Linked DNA regions of Mus musculus: region 2 is linked to region 1. A link is a contact called in ENCODE Hi-C or POLR2A ChIA-PET data. All regions are on one chromosome and are shown on one strand. The core of a region is the stretch at or near the end of the contact, and the rest is flanking DNA. Distances in the headings are between cores, read along the strand shown.

Region 1 (2,700 bases), core at 123-2,622:
TGAAAGAGAGACAGAGAAAGACAGAGACAGGGAGGGAGAGACAGAGAGAGACAGAGACAGAGAAGGAGGGAGAGACAAGAGACAGAGAAAGATGGGGAGGAAAGCAGGCAGGCGGGTAAAGTGACTAAAGGGATGGGGGCTTAGAGGAAATGGGGAGCAAAGTATGGGGTGGGGAGATCCCAGACACTGCCCAGAATGCACCCGGGTGGAGAGGTGGAGGGGAAGGGGAAGGGGAAAGAAGGGGTAGGAGTAGGGAGGTGGGGCAGGAGGGAGTGGGTGGGTGTGTATATGGGGGGGGGGTTAGTCCGCAGCTGAGTTCACACAATCCCCCCATTCACCGTCTCCATGGCAACTCTGGGGCACAGACCGCTCATTCACACAGCTTCCCCGCCAGCACCCCCCCATTAACCCCCTCGATGCTGCCCCCACCTCACAAATTCCATTAACCCTTTCTAGAGGCCTTCCTCTCCCGTAACCCTTCCGCGCCAAATGCCAAATTCCCCTGTTGAGTCAATTCGCTGCAGCCCCTCCCTCTGGTGAACACCTAGACAAACCAACCGACCCCCAAATGCCCTCTGTACCCTAGGACCCACTGTGAGTTAGTTCCCAAGGCCAAGATCTCCATTCTGGTCCAACTTGCAATTTGGGAGAAGACAAGGGAGGCAGCAATGCTGGGATGAGAATGGCATCTAAGGGGACTTTGGGGGCTGGAGCAGTCTTGGGCAAGGGGCATTGTGCTGGAATGGATCAGTGTTGAGAACTGCAGTATTGGGGGCTATGTGGGTTTGGAACGATATTAGAGGATGAAATTGCCTTAGAATGGGGAGGCTAGAATAAAGGCCTCCATTGGGTGGGGGGGCTGCAGAGAGTGGGGGAGGGAACCTGGCTGTAAGATGCTATGATGGAAGGGGTGTGGGGGTGCACTGCAGGAGAGAGGGTATTGGCAATGTGCAATCCTTGAATGGGGCTGGGGGCTCTGGTTAGGGGTATTTTTTGGTGAGCATGCAGGCTGGATGATAGAAATAGAGAAACCATGGGCGGAAGGATGATAGGGATGCAGGATTTAGGGAGGAGGTAGAGGAGAGAAGCAAAGTGAGGGAGGGCCGGGAGGTCAGGGGTACCTATGGAGAACACGGGGTTGAGAAGGATGGGAGCCACTGGCCGGGGAGGTGGAGGGACCCGGGATTGGGAGGGGACAGGATTGGGAAAGGTATGGGCAGCTAGAGGATGAGAGACCGAAGCAGGCGGCCTCACCTGTTCCCTAGGCGGCTGCAAACGATTGAACCAGGCCACGGACCACCCATATCGCCTCCAGGCCAAGGGCTCCGCACCCGAATCTCCGAGATCAGCTCTCCGGCAGCCTGGCTGCTGTGCCCGCGCACCAAGGGGGCGCGCTGCGCGTGCCCGGACACGGGGTGGGGGGGGCGCGGTCCCTGGCATTAACTCCTTTTGTGCCAGTGATGGCTCAAGTCCTGGGGCATGGCCCAATCCCCCCACCACACACACACACACACACACACACACACACACACACACACACACACACACACCCACCACGTCAGGCAAGCTCTGCTCCTGTCCCCCACCCTCACATTCCAAGCTATCAGACAGGTAGGTGATTTTCCAGGAAAACAAATCCAAACTTTATCGGCAAAGCTTGAGACCTTGATACAGGGAGAAACTGAGGCACTGTATGGAGAAGATCCAGTTTCTTGCCACAAAGCCCTCATTTGGCAAGCATCACCTCTCCTTAGCACCAGCACCACCCAAGGTGCAATCACCAGTGGGGTCACTTTTCCCTCATCCTGTTACCTCCCAGAGGTCAATGTCATTCACTTCTGCTGCTTCTGTCAAGGTGGATTGGATTCAGTCTCAAAAGACCAGTTCTCGCCCCATTCTGGTTTCTACCCCCACCCCAATAGCTAATGTTTTTATCTAGTTTCTATATGTAATACACCTATCCACTTGACCTAGCACACATACACCATTAAATCCCTGCTGAACGTCCCTTATCCTAGCCAAACTTCTACCCCTTGGGCTGCTTCCAGGATAGAGCAAGTCAAGAAAAAAACTGCTTCAGTTGTGCTGGCTTTACCATACCTGGGAGCCCCGTTCCTTTCTCACGACTTGAGGAAGTCCTGTATGTAGATGGGCTTTGTGGGCTCAGAGATATTTTTAAAAATGACTTGGATATTCATCAGTTGGCACTCAAGCTTTTAAGGGCATAACTGACACCTCCCAGTGATAGGGTGTAATTATAGATTGGGGGTATACTCCAGTTATCACCCAACCTGGGGGTACCCTCCAGTTATCACCCAACCACCAGACTAATGTAGACTTCTTCTAGTCCTAGCTGAGCAGAAATTGTCATAAAGTAGCTGGGGCCCCCAGCGCAGCCTTGGATTGAGGGCCTAAGGCAAACAGACCACAGAGATGGTGAGACCAGCCCAGCCCTTGTTTCAAAAGTGACTCTGAAGGAAATTTTGGGTTGAGAGTGAGAAACAGTCACTCTGGGAAACTGCCAAGGTGGGTTGTATGAAAACATGGGGTTCCAGCAGGTCAGGGAGAAACAGGTGTGGCATCCTGCTTGTCTCTCTTCCTGCTAGAACTAGTCGGAACTTCTGTCACATCACATGCCATCTCATGCGCACAGACAGCAACTATTTAGAAATGTTCCCTTCAGAGAAGTTCTCTAGTTAG
Region 2 (2,856 bases), core at 25-2,524, 33 kb before region 1:
TCTACAGGGAGAACTAGAGATGGAAGATAAAAACTCAGCCCCCTCCTAACCACCACACCTCAGTGTATGTGGTTCGGAAATCTCCATTCTTTGATGCAATACTCAGGCTTATGGGTGTTTACTGCACACAGAGCCTATGAAACCCTAGGCTACACTGCTACTTTCAGGCAGCTTTACCTGTGGGATAAGAAACTTGGCGGAGAAGTGATGTCTGAGCATGAAGAAGCAAAACGAGACTACAGGAAGCAGCCTAAAGGAGACAAGTGTAGCCAGCTCCCTTTACACAGCTTCTGGCTTCATTTAACCCAGTCGGGGAAAACATGCTGTAAGGGCACGCAGGAGCATGGATGACATAGGGCCCCTGGCTCAGGTAGACATCCATCCTTTCATCTGAATCCAGCAGCTTCTTCGCTCTGCCTGGGCTCTCTGTTTTCTCCATTATCTACCGAAGGCTGGATTCCTCTTTAGGATTACAATCTTTGTTAAGGTTGTCCTATATGATTGACACGTATGTCCCCAGAGACCTACAGAATGATCCGAAAGCCTCCACCTAACTCCACCTTTCCAGGCTCCTCCCTCAGAGTGGCTGGCAGCTGGAGCAAAGGCAGCCCCCTGTGATCTGGGGCTGAAGTGGAAGCCGAGGCAGTCCCCCTCCCAATCATTTTTCCTTCCCCGGCCTCCAACAAGTAAGACAGAAACCTCAAAGGACAGTGAGGGGTTAAGCTCCTTATATGGAAATGAGACTCCTTCCTGTGCGGAAATAAGTGTTTTAGCTTCAAGTACACACACACACACACACACACATAGGCACACACACACACATAGGCACACACACACACACACACACATACAGGCACACGCACACACACACGCACGCGCGCACGCTGGCGGCGGCGGCGGGGGGCGGGGCGGAGAAGGGGGGCGCGCGGGCGCGCGCGCGCCTTCAGATAAAATTCCCGAAGCTCCTTCTCTTTGGCGGGGGCGGAGGGTGGCGGGCAGCAGGGGCGGGGCCGGGAAAGGCCACTTTGCGCAGCGCAGACAGAGGGATGAGTCATCAAAAAGACTCGGGGAAAGGAAGCGGAACTAGTCATCAGAGCCGGGAAAAGAGGTAGCCAGTCATTAGACAGGGATGGTGTCAATCATACTTTCTCCACCAATGATCTGAGAGTCTCTCAGGCCTCGCAGACCGGAAAAGGGGTCTTGGGAGGCGGTCTAAAGCTGCTGAGATCCGAAAAGCTTGGGCGCTGGCGGCGGCCAAGGCTACGGACGCGCGCAGGGCCCCCTGGCAGGAAGATGGCGTTTGCCGTCAAGGTCACATGGCCACTTTTGAGCACTAAAACGAAAGACTAGCTAAGAAAGAGTAGGGACGGCCATCATGGGGCCGGATTTTCAGAAAGCTGTCAGGATTCCAAGTTGTTTTTTTTCCAGTTCGCAAGCACATTTGTCTTAGTTATCAGCCATATTCTAAACACATCGTACAGCTCTGGGAAAGGGCGGGGTCTTCCCTGGGCTTTTTTCCCCCTCTGCAAGCCTGAAAAGGGGTGGACGAAGCCTGGGCTAGAGTGGTTGGAGGAACTACAGGAGGGCAGCACTTGACAAAATAAAAGCACCCACCCGGGTCTTGACAGGCTTGGGAGACCAGGAAGGGAGGCCGATTCTGCCCACCACCTTTTTTTTTTTGGTTTTTCGAGACAATGTTTCTCCGTGTAGCCCTGGCTGTCCTGGAACTCACTCTGTAGACCAGGCTGGCCTCGAACTCAGAAATTCTCCTGCCTCTGCCTCCCAAGTGCTGGGATCAAAGGCGTGCGCCACCACACCCTGCTCACTGCCCACCACTCTTAATCCCTAAAGGTCCATGCCAGGCTTAGCTCCAGGTAGTGAGTGAGGTCCAATGCCTGAGCCCTCTCTAGTTTGGAAAAGTTGATTTGATTAAGTTCCTTGAATAGGTTCAATGTAAATTCAGGATCAGAAATCTTAAAACTTTACAATTTACAAGATAAAATATGTCAATCTGTGTAAAATGTGTTGTTGTTTATGAGGTGACCCACAAACATTACTTGGGAAGTTTTCTTGTTCCCTTGCCAAGCTTGGTAGCCCATACCTTTAATCTCGGCACTCAGGAAGCTGAGGCAGGAGGATCTTGGTGAGTTTGAGGCTAGTCTGGTCCACATATTTCCAGGAAACCCTGGGCAATATGGAGATACCCTATCTCAAAAGGGAAGGGGGGGTCTTTTTGAGCTGCGCCTGCGTACGCCTTTAATCCCAGTACTGAGGGGTGGGGGCAGAAGCAGGTGGATCTCTTGAGTTCCAAGCCAGCATGGTCTACAGAGGGTTCTAGGACAGCTAGGGCTACACAGAGAAAGCCTGTCTTGAAAAACCAAAAGAAACATTTTTTGAGACATGGTTTTCTTTATTGCACAGCTCTCAATGTCCTGGAATTCACTTTGTAAACCAGGTTGGCCTCTCACAGAGAGCAGCCTGTCTCAGCCTCCTGAGTGATGGGATTTAAGGTATGTGCCACCACACCAGGCTTGAAAAGTATCTTAACTGAAAGATAAAAAGGGACTTGTCCACATCTTGGCGAGTATGGTTAAAGGGCCTTTACTCATGGACCCCCGTTTTGTGGGAACCAGGGAAGAGTTGGAGCCTATGCAAATAAAAAAGCAGCTTTCTAGGAATCAAAACACCGTAAAGATGGCTCTCTCTCTCTCTCTTTTTTGTTCTTTCTGCTATTTTCATTTCCCTCTGCAATTATGTACCCTCTCCATCAATAATCTCATCAATATCTGCAGTCCTTAACCTGTGGGTCTTGACCCCTTTGTGGGATCAAACAGCCATTTCACAGAGGTTGCCTAA

What was found. Hi-C counts contacts between places; a loop is a spot of excess contacts on that map. ChIA-PET counts read pairs that join two places held with the same protein, here RNA polymerase II (POLR2A).
Region 2: a loop to region 1 is called in a map of left cerebral cortex, with 7 times the contacts of the local background. The contact joins the enhancer-like site here to the promoter of Nlgn3 in region 1. A Hi-C loop is called at or near these places in 3 of 37 maps with a recorded cell type or tissue (all left cerebral cortex). POLR2A ChIA-PET finds 5 or more read pairs at or near these places in 1 of 5 experiments (Patski).

The regions. Positions count from the first base shown.
Region 1 is chrX:101,297,851-101,300,550 of GRCm38, reverse strand. It overlaps Nlgn3 (neuroligin 3), which reads right to left and starts at 1,372. Exons shown (of 7, transcript NM_172932.4): 1 at 1,255-1,372. It overlaps Med12 (mediator complex subunit 12), which reads right to left. Exons shown (of 45, transcript NM_021521.2): 45 at 1,617-2,700.
Region 2 is chrX:101,330,894-101,333,749 of GRCm38, reverse strand. No RefSeq gene overlaps it. Among named protein-coding and RNA genes, the nearest start is that of Gm31385, 5.8 kb to the left of the region's middle. Within about 2 kb of position 1,274, at least 1 of the 3 ENCODE cell types and tissues checked has a DNase peak (open chromatin) inside an H3K27ac peak, as active enhancers do.